Regions from separate parts of the Homo sapiens genome. Here region 1 is linked to region 2. A link is an interaction called in ENCODE POLR2A ChIA-PET data of the cell type or tissue named here. Cell type or tissue: K562. All regions are shown on one strand. Links, peaks and the distances in the headings refer to the core of each region. The heading gives the core; the rest is flanking DNA.

Region 1 (5,376 bases), core at 122-5,121, 200 kb before region 2:
CTATATTAGTTTGCGAGGGCCACCATAACAAAGAACCACAGACTGGGTGGTTTAAACAACAGAAATGTATTTTCTCACAGTTCTGGAGGCTAGAAGTCTGAGATCAAGTTGTCAGAAGAGGTCAGGTGCAGTGGCTCATGCCTGTAATCCCAGCACTTTGGGAAGCCAAGGCGGGCGGATCACGGAGTTTGAGACCAGCCTCAACATGGTGAGACCGTCTCTACTAAAAATGCAAAAAATTAGCCAGGCGTGCTGGCCCGCACCTGTAATCCCAGCTACTCAGGAGGCTGAGGCAGGAGGATCGCTTGAACCCCGGAGACAGAGGTTGCAGGGAGCTGAGATTGTGTCCCTGCATTCCTGCCTGGGTGACAGAGCGAGACCCTGTCTCAAAAAAAAAAAAAAAAAAAAAAAAAAGTTGTCAGAAGGGTTGTTTTATTCTCAGCCGTTTGTTGTTGGCTTCTATATAGCTGTCTTCATGTTCACATGCTGTTCTCCCTCTCTTGTTTTAAGGACACCAGTTACTGGATTAGGGCCTACCCCAATAACCTTATTTACCTTAATTACCTCTTTAAGGACTCTATCTTCAAATATAGACGCGTTTTGAGGTATTGGGGTTTAGGACTTCATAATATGAATTAGGAACAGACATGATTCAGCCATTTTAAGGCCCCTACCTATTTTGTATTATCATTGCTAGCTCTTTGGTTTTAAAAGCTTAGAAAGTGCATGGCAACATTAGACATTCCCTAGAAATGAAAGGTGTGACTTCAGAGACCTATTCACTTTGAGAGAGTTCCTTGACTAAGAAAACCCAAAGACAGTCTAGGACAGCCAGATGCTAGAAAAGTTTATTTGTATTGTGAATTTTAAAAAATTCATCCACAGCAAGTAAGGGAGTACATAATGGAAAAAGCCGCTGGCGTGCTGGATCCCTGAGATTCCAGATGTGCTTGTGCAGATGTTCCTCCTTCCAATCTAACCTCCCTTGTCTGCTTCCCCAGTGAAGTCATAAGCAAATATTTGTGATAGTTTCTTGTCACCATGGTGACTAAAGAAGCTCAGCATGGCTCTCCTCCCAGCTTCACTGTCAGCTGTGCTTGAAGGAGAGGCTAGCGTCCAGGACAGCCCAGGCTCAGTCATGAAAAGCTATGTGTCAGGTAATAGGGGACAGCAGTTCATAGTGCTGCCTTCAGAAATCTGTTGTCTACTCTGTTAGTCTCACAGGGATAATCGGGCCTCAAAAGGAGTGCAGAGGTGCAGACACAGCTCACTTGCAGCCTCAACCTCCTGGGCTCAAGCAATCCTCCTGCCTCAGCCTCCCAAGTAGCTGGGACCACAGGTGCATGCCACCATGCCCAGCTAATTTTGGTATTTTTTTGTAGAGATTGTGGTTTCACCATATTGCTCAGGCTGCTCTTGAACTCCTGGGCTCAAGCAGTCTGCCCACTTTGGCCTCCCAAAGTGCTGGCAGTACAGGCCTGAGCCCAGGCTACAATGCCGATTAAAAAAAAAAATTATTCCAGCCTGGGCAACATGGAGAAACTCCATCTCTACTAAAAATACAAAAATTAGCCGGGCATGGTGGTGGGTGCCTGTAATCCCCACTACTTGAGGAGAATCACTTGAATCTGGGAGGTGGAGGTTGCAGTGAGCCAAGATCGCACTGCTGCACTCCAGCCCGGGTGACAGAGCAAGATTCTGTCTTAAAAAAAAAAAAAAGAAAAGAAAAAAAAATTATTAGTGATAAAATATATGTAACAAAATTTTCAATTTAAGTGTACAATACAGTGGCATTAATTACAGTTACAATGTTATGTGACCATCATCATCACTATTTCCAAATATTTTACTACCCCTAACAGAAATTCTGTACCCACTAAGCGATAACTCCCTATTTTCCTCTCCTCTTAGCACCTGGTAACCTCTAATCTACTTTCTGAGTTTGACTCTAGGTACCTCATGTAAGTGGAATATTTTGTGTCTTGCTTATTTCACTTAGCACATTAATTTCAAGGTTCAATCATGTTGTAGCATGTGTTAGACCTTCATTCCTTTTTTGGCTGAATGATATTCCATGGTATCCATATGCAGTAGTCCTTGCCTTATCCACAGGCAATATATTCCAACACCCCCAGTGGACACCTGCAACGACAGATGGTACCAAACCCTATATACTATATTATTTCCTATACATACGTACCTATGATGAAGTTTAATTTGTAAATTAGGCACAATAAGAGATTGAGAACAATAATAATAAAATAGAACACATAACAATATGCCAGCATCATCACTTTTGCACTTTGGGGCCATTATTAGGTAAAATAAGGATGACTTGACCACAAACACTGCAATATCTGCTACTAACTGGCAGTGTATACAGTGTGGATATACTGGACAAAGGGATGATTCATGTCCCAGGTGGAATAGATGGTTAGCGCGATATTTCATCATGTTACTTGGAATAGTATGAAATTTAAAACTTATGAATTGTTTTTATCTGGAAATTTCCATTTAATATTTTCAGACCACTGTTGTCCATGGGTAACTGACACTCTGCAAAGCAAAACTGAATAAGGGAGAAATCGTATAAAAGTAGAATTGCTGGATTATATAGTAATTCTTTTTAATTTTTTTAGGAACTACTATTCTGTTTTCCACAGTGGCTGCACCATTTTCCATTCTTATCAGCAATCCACCAGGTTCCAGATCTTAGCCAGCGTGTGCTTTTATTATTCTTACTCCATCCTAGTAGGTGTGGAGTAGTATGTCACTGTGGTTTTTAAAACTTTTTTTTTTTTGAGATGGAGTCTCGCTCTGTCGCCCAGGGTGGAATGCAGTGGCACAATCTCGCCTCACTGTAACCTCCACCTTCCAGGTACAAGCAGTTCTCCTGCGTCAGCCTCCCGAGTAGCTGGGATTGCAAGGATGTGCCACCATGCCCAGCTAATTTTGTATTTTTAGTAGAGATGGGATTTCTCCATGTTGGCCAGGCTGGAGGGTCCCACCCTTAGATAATCTCCCCACCTCAGCCTCCCAAAGTGTTGGAATTACAGGCGTAAGCCACCGCGCCTGGCCTAAAACTTTTTTTTTTTTTTTTCTTGAGATGGAATCTCACACTGTCGCCCAGGCTGAAGTGCAGTGGCGCGATCTCGGCTCACTGCAAACTCCGCCTCCCAGGTTCATGCCATTCTTCTGCCTCAGCCTCCCATGTAGCTGGGACTACAGGGGCCCGCCACCACACCCAGCTAATTTTTTTGTTGTTGTATTTTTAGTAGAGGCGGGGTTTCACTGGGTTAGCCAGGATAGTCTCAATCTCCTGACCTCGTGATCCACCCACCTCGGCCTCCCAAAGTGCTGGGATTACAGATGTGAGCCACCACGCCTGGCCAAAACTTTTTTATATACGTTTTTCAGTCAGCTTTCTCAGGTTGAATCATTGTGGTTTTGATTTGTATTTCTTTTTTTTTTTTTTGGAGATGGAGCAAGCTCTGTTCCCCAAGCTGGAGTGCAGCAGCACGATCTCAGCTCACTGCAACCTCTGCCTCTTAGGTTCAAGTGATTCTCCCACCTCAGCCTCCTGAGTAGCTGTGATTACAGGCACCCGCCACCATGCCTGGCTAATTTTTGTATTTTTAGTAGAGACGGGGTTTCATCATGTTGGCCAGGCTGGCCTCAGACTCCTGACCTCAAGTGATCTGCCCACCTCGGCCTCCCAAAGTGTTGAGATTACAGATGTGAGCCACCCCGCCTGGTCTGGCTAATATTTCATTTTATATAATGTATAAAATATTCTCTATACAATGAAATATTTATTTCTCCACTGAATGGACATAATATCCTTCTTCAAAATCAGTTGGCTGGCCGTAGATGTAAGGGTTTATTTCTGGACTCTCAATTCTATTCTGTATGTCCATATGCTTATCCTTATGCCAGTACCACACTGTTTTAATTACTGTACCTTTGTAGTAAGTTATGAAATCAGGACATATGAGTCTTCCGACATTTTAAAGAATGTCTTCCTTAATTTCTGTATATTTGTGAATTTTCTAGTTATCATTCTGTTACTGATTTCTAGCTTCATTCCATGTAGTCAGAGATAATGTTTTATATGACTTCAGTCTTCCAAAATTTATTGAGACACTTTTAGTGGGCTAACATATGGCCTATCCTGGAGAATCTATACTTGAGAAGAATGTATATTCTGCTGTTATTGGGTGGAATGCCTTGTATATCTCTCTTAGGTCTACTTTATAATTTTGTTCAAGTCCTCTGTTACTTATCGATCTTCTGTCTAGGTGTTCTGTTCATTATTGAACGTGGTTCATTAAAAGTCTCCAAATATCTGTAGGCCACAGTTGGTGGGGACAAAAAAGTCTCCAAATATTTTTTCTGCACTTCTGTCAGAACTTGCTTCATGTTTGGGGGCTCTTGTTTATTGCATATGTTTTTTAATAGCTTGATGAATTGGCCATATGATGTCCTTTCTTTTTGGTAACAGTTTCTGACTTAAAGTTTGTTTTGTCAGATATTCATGTAGCTATTCCAGCTCTCTTTATTCCCTTCTCATTTCCTTTTGTGTATATTTTTAATTTTTATTTTCTGTGCATGTAGTTTTTTGGATATTTCCTAGTGAACACCATGGGAATTACACTTAATATTCTAACTTTATAACACTCTAGTTGGAATCAATACCAGCTTAATTCAGAAGCATACAAAACTGCTCATGTACAGCATTGTTTCCTCCTTTATGCTGTTGTCATCACACATTTTATGTTTAAACATTGTGTGACCAATAATGTAGATTTATAATTATTTTATGCATTTGTCTTTTAAATCATGTAGGAAATGAAAAGTTACAAACCGATGTATAGTAATACTGGCTTTTATATCTGCCCATATAGTTACCTTTATCAGAGATCTTTATTTCTTCATATGGCATCAAGTTACTGTGTCCTTTCATTTCAACCTGAAGGGCTCCCATTAGTTTTTTGTTTTTTGTGTTTTTTTTTGACAGAGTCTTGCTTTGTTGCCCAGGCTGGAGTCCAGTGGTACAGTCACGGCTCACTGCAGCCTGAACCTCCCAGGTTCTAGCAATCCACCTCAGCCTCCCAAGTAGCTGGGACTGCAGGTGCATACCACCACGTCCGGCTAATTTTTATATATTTTTTTGCAGAGATGGGGTTTCACCACATTGCCTAGACTGGTCTCGAACTCGGCTCATGTGATCCTCCTGCCTCAGCCTCCCAAGTGCTGAGATTACAGGCCCAGCCAGCATTTCTTGCAGAGCAGGTCTAGTGGTAACAAAGCCCCTCAGCTTTTGCTTATAGGGAAATGTCATAATTCTCCCTCATTTTTGAAGGACAGTTTTGTCAG
Region 2 (5,376 bases), core at 215-5,214:
GCGCAGAAGGCAGCCTGAAGTCTGTATACTTCACATAGACATGTGATCACATTTCCTGAGCCAAAGGCTGTTCCTAAAGGCTGGCTAGTGACTTTACAGGGACAACAGACAGAAGGTTTTTAAGTCAGGACTGACCCCTGGAAATCTAGGCCTCTGATTGTTGCCAATAAGAGGGTAACGGCAGCCAAGTCGTGCATCAGACGCCCAGGAGATGCCTGGGTGGCAGGAGCACTGCATTGGTGGGCAGCAGCAGGAGAGGGCTCTGGGAAGAAGCCAGCAGCTGACTAGGGGCAGGAGAAAGCACAGAGTGCAGACCAATGGGAAGAATCTTTAAAAGGCAGAAAGGGGGCAGGGCGCATCCCAGCACTTTGGGAGGCCGAGGTGGGCAGGTTGCTTGAGGCCAGGAGTTTGAGACCAGCCTGCCCAACACGGTGAAATCCCACCTCTATCAAAAAATACAAAAATTAGCTGAGTGTGGTGGCGCATGCCTGTAGTCCTAGCTACTCGGGAGGCTGAGGCTGGAGAATCGCTTGAAACCGGGAGGCAGAGGTTGCAGTGAGCAGAGATTGCACCATTGCACTCTAGCCTGGGTGACAGAATGAGAATCTGTCTTAAAAAAGAAAAATAGGCAAAAGGCAGGAATAGGGGCAGGGTGCGGTGGCTCACACCTGTAATTCCAGCACTTTGGGAGGCTGAGGCAGAAGGATTGCTTGAGCCCAGAAGTCTTAAGACTAGCCTGGCTTGTAACATAGCAAGGCCCCATCTCTACAAAAAATAAGATAGGCCGGGTACAGTGGCTTATGTCTGTAATCCCAGCACTTTGGGAGGCCGAGGCAGGCAGATCACTTGAGGGCAGGAGTTCAAGACCAGCCATGGCCAACATGGTAAATCCCCATCTCTACTAAAAATACAAAAATTAGCCGGGTGTGGTGGTGTGTGCCTGTAGTCCCAGCTACTTGGGAGGCTAGGGGATGGCGGGGTGGTTGGGGTTGCAGTGAGCCGAGGTTGCACCACTGCACTCCAGTGTGGGCAACAGAGTGAGACTGTCTCAAAAATAAGTAAATAAATAAATAAATAAATAAATGTTTTTAAAGGCAGGAAGAACAGAGAGTAATCACCGTCATTGCTGCCGGCGTTGGTTGCGTGCCTGTTGTATGGCAAGCCTTGTGCCGCCTGCTTTCCATATGTTCCCTCTGGCCCTGTGAGATGTGTACCACCATTGTCCCCATTTCCAGAGGAGGAAACAAGGCCAGGACTGGGGGAAGGTGGCTTTCAAGAGCTCTGAGGCGTGTGTGGTGCTAGGGTCAGCTGGAGGCATCCAGAGAGGGTTGTGAGCTCAGGATGAGAGGAGCTGCCAGAGGTGCTGGCAAGGAGAGCTGAGGCAGCTGCAGGGCCTGCCCCAGGGGCTGGACACTGCAGAACCAGAGCTATTCTCATTCGCCTGGGCTCTCTGGCTCCCGGCTTGGTTGTCAGCAAGACCCAGGTGTGCTGCGTCCCTGCCAGTGACAGGCCTTGAGCCCTGCTCTGGATACGGGGGCACCTCAGGGGCCCTTCACTGGGACCTGCCATCCAGACAGTGACCAAATCATAAGGACAGGGGTTCGAAAGTTCCCTTTCAGAATTCTAGGCCACCCAGACCTTTCATTTCTCCCTTCCCCTCCCCCTTCCCCTGGTTGTGTGTGTGTATGCACTTGTGCACAGGTGCACACGCATGTGTATGTGTGGTGGTTGCATAGACTGGATGAGGCCCAGCCACTATCTGATAGAGCTGTCTCTCTGGGGCTCAGTTTCCCCAATAGCAAAGAAGCCTGTAATTCCAGCTCACCTGCTGACCTCCCCCAGGCTTGATGAGGTCACCAGAAATTCAACCCAGTTTATCTGGGCTGCCCGGAGCTTACCCTCTCCCACTTCTCACCTCTTCCTGACTTTCAGTTTCTTTACAGATCCTGGGTACCTTTGGGAAAGGAGTGGCCAAACCAGTGGAATGCGGGTTGCTTACAACTTTCCAACCAAAATCCCCACTTAGGGGAAGTCCCTTCAAAAGAGAAACTGGGCCGGGCATGGTGGCTCATGCTTGTAATCCCAGCATTTTGGGAGGCTGAGGCAGGCGGATCACCTGAGGTCAGGAGCTTGAGACCAGCCTGGCCAACATGGTGAAACCTCGTCTCTGCTAAAAATACAAAATTAGCTGGGCATAGTGGCGTGTTCCTGTAATCCCAGCTACTCGGGAGGCTAAGGCAGGAGAATTGCTTGAACCCGGGAGGCGGAGGCTGCAGTGAGCCAAGATCGCTCCATTGCACTCCAGCCTGGGTGACAAGAGCAAAACTCTGTCTCAAAACAACAACAACAAAAAGAGAAACTGAAACTCCCTCCTAGCTAGTCCCCAATCCCACCCCTTTCTACATCACTCCAACCCCACCCCACCACCTCTCCTATTCCGCCTCTTCCCCCAGATGATCCGAGCCCACGCTACTGCTGCCTTCCAGCTTTGCAGCCCTAGACAGGTCCCTTCCCCTTGCTAGCCCCACTCGCCCACTCTAAAATGAAGACACTGGGAACCCCTTCAGGTGGTTGTGAGGATTGGGTGAGGTGTCGTTGTGTTGAGGTGGTGTTCGTGGTGAAGAGGTGGCTCCATCACCACTGTGTGACTTCAGGGCCTCTCTGAGTGAGCCTCAGTATCCTCATCTATAAAATGGGAATGATAATAGTACTCATTCTGTGGGGTTATTGCGAAATAAATGAGTTGGAAGCATCAAGGAAAGCCCTTAAAACAGAGCATCCTGGCTGGGCGCGGTCGCTCACGCCTGTAATCCCAGCACCTTGGGAGGCCGAGGCAGACAGATCACCTGAAGTCAAGAGACCGAGACCATCCTGTCCAACATGGTGAAACCCCATCTCTACTAAAAATACAAAAATTAGCTGGGCGTGGTGGCGTATACCTGTAATCCCAGCTACTTCGGAGGCTGAGGCAGGAGAATCGCTTGAACCCGGAAGGCAGAGGTTGCAGTCAGCTGAGATCACGCCACTGTACTCCAGCCTGGTGACAGAGGGAGATTCTGTCTCAAAAAACAAAACAAAACATACAGACACACACACACACACACACACACACACACACACACACACACCAAAAAACCCGTGCATTTGAGGTGCAGACCACACTGGAGGATTTCAATAATGTTCCTCAGGGCTGTTACATAAAATTCCGGGGCAGGTGCCAGACACAAACTTGGTGCTCAACAGTTTCCCATTCTTGTCCTCTCTCTCTCTCCTCTCTTTCTGCCCTGGGGAGGGGAGCTGGGAGCCTAGGATTGCCCTGAGTCAGCCCTGTGGCCCCTTCATCATCTTTCGTCTGGGGCAGGTAGTGAAGGCACTGACTGGGCTGTTCCAAGGATGGGAATTGTTCAGGGGGGAATTTATTTGGCTTCAATAAATTTCCTTATTTCCTTCCTTCTCTTCTTCTCTTTTTCTTTCTTTCTTTTTCTTTTCTTTCTTTTTTTGTTTTTGTTTTTTTTTTTTAACAGGGTCTTGCTCTGTCACCCAGGCTGGAGTGCAATGGTGCATTCATAGCTCATTGCAGCCTCGACCTCCCTGGGCTCAGGTGATCCTCTCACTTCAGCCTCCCAAGTAGCTGGGACTACAGGTGCACACCATCATGGCCAGCTTTTTTTTTTTTTTTTTTCCACAGAGACAATGTCTCGCCATGTTGCCCAAGCTGGCCTTAGAACTCCTGGACTTAAGTGATCCTCCCACTTCGGCCTCCCAAAGTGTTGGGATTACAGGCGTGAGCCACTGGCCTCAATTAATTTCTTATATGAGAAAGGAATGTGCCTCTTCCTCAGAATCCTGAAGATTCTCTCCCTTTCCTCTTGCAACCCATAAGTGTCCTCCTGGGACCTTTTAGTGCCTTTTTCCAGAAAAATATACTCTGGAGTGGCCCCCCACCCGCACCCAAACACATACTTCATCTTTCTGTCCCCTCCCAGCCCCTCCTTAAATTCTCCTTCTCTTTTTTTTTTTTTTTTTTTTTTTTTTTGAGACAGAGTCTCGCTCTGTCGCCCAGGCTGGAGTGCAATGGCGTGATCTCAGCTCACTGCAACCTCCGCCTCCCGGGTTCAAGTGATTCTCCAGCCTCAGCTTCCCAAGTAGCTGGGATTACAGGTGCCTGCCACCACGCTCAGCTAATTTTTGTATTTTTAGTAGAGACAGGGTTTCACCATGCTGGCCTGGCTGGTCTCGAACTCCTGACCTCAGGCTATCTGCCTGCTTCAGCCTCCCAAAGTGCTGGGATTACAGGCATGAGCCACTGCACCAGGCCTAAATTCCCCTTCTCTTCTGCTTGTTCAGAGAGGTCTCATATCCCTAGCGACCCTTCCCTAGTGCCTCACCTCTCACCACTGTTGCATTGGGGAATACACATACTTTTGGGGGGACACATTCAAGCCATAGCACTCCAGTTGGCCTGCTGAGCTTCAACTCGACTGGCTTCTCAGTTCCTCTGAGTGCTGAGCTCCGTCCTGCCTCAGGGCCTTTGAACATGCTGTTTCCTCTGCCCAGCATTCCTCTCTACTTGCTAAATTTCTACTCTTCTCTTTTTTTTTTTTTTTTTTTTGAGACGGAGTCTCACTCTGTCGCCCAGGCTAGAGTGCAGTGGCACAATCTCGGCTCACTGCAACCTCCACCTCCCGAGTTCAAGCAATTCTCCTGCCTCAACCTCCCGAGTAGCTGGGATTACAGGTGCCCACCACTATGCCCAGCTAATTTTTGTATTTTTAGTAGAGATGGGGTTTCACCATGTTGGCCAGGCTGGTCTCAAACTGCTGACCTCAAATGATCTGCCCGCCTCGGCCTCCCAAAGTGCTGGGATTACAGGGGTGAACCACTGCGCCCGGCCTACTCTTCTTTTAAAACCCAGATCAAGCCACTCCCGAGGAGCTTTCCAGAGTCCCCAGGAGGAAGGACTGGCTCTTCCCACCATAGACTCCATCGCTCTGAGCTTTGGGCTCGGCACCTCTCACACCTTACTTACCTCCTCCACTGCCCAAGCCAGGAACCTGGACTGATCTCAGCTCATTGCTCCTCTCCATGCCTCGCCCTGTGGAAGACCCTTCATTCACCTGGGCTGGGTTACGTCATCAGCTTCTCACTGACCTCTCTGCCAACCAGTTCTGCCCCTCCAGACATTCTCCACTGTCTCAGGGTCACTTTCTAATAGAGGGTGCTCAGCAGCTATTTGTTGACAGACAAAGTAAACGAGGGGAGGAATGAACAAAGGCGTGACAGAAGTGTAAAAACAAATGTGCTCCCCTTGGATTTTAACCTTTCAGTGGCTCCCTATTGCTCTCAGGACCAAGCCCGAGCCTTACATTTAAGGTA

What was found. Peaks named below come from ENCODE experiments on the same cell type or tissue, not always from the same donor. Only the 100,000 strongest peaks of a DNase experiment are listed, where the experiment ranks them.
Region 1: POLR2A ChIA-PET joins it to region 2 with 5 read pairs; 9 of 35 experiments call an interaction of 5 or more read pairs at or near these places.

The regions. Positions count from the first base shown.
Region 1 is chr1:32,141,868-32,147,243 of GRCh38, forward strand. All of the region lies in intron 1 of KPNA6 (karyopherin subunit alpha 6), which reads left to right. Among named protein-coding and RNA genes, the nearest start is that of TXLNA, 35 kb to the right of the region's middle. In K562, for the core only: no CTCF peak of the experiment used is centred there; DNase peaks (open chromatin) are centred at 1,084 and 2,704.
Region 2 is chr1:32,340,197-32,345,572 of GRCh38, forward strand. All of the region lies in intron 1 of LOC124903949 (a long non-coding RNA gene), which reads left to right. It overlaps LOC105378629 (a long non-coding RNA gene), which reads right to left. Exons shown (of 3, transcript XR_947157.3): 3 at 2,940-3,037. Among named protein-coding and RNA genes, the nearest start is that of MARCKSL1, 6.7 kb to the left of the region's middle. In K562, for the core only: no CTCF peak of the experiment used is centred there; no DNase peak of the experiment used is centred there.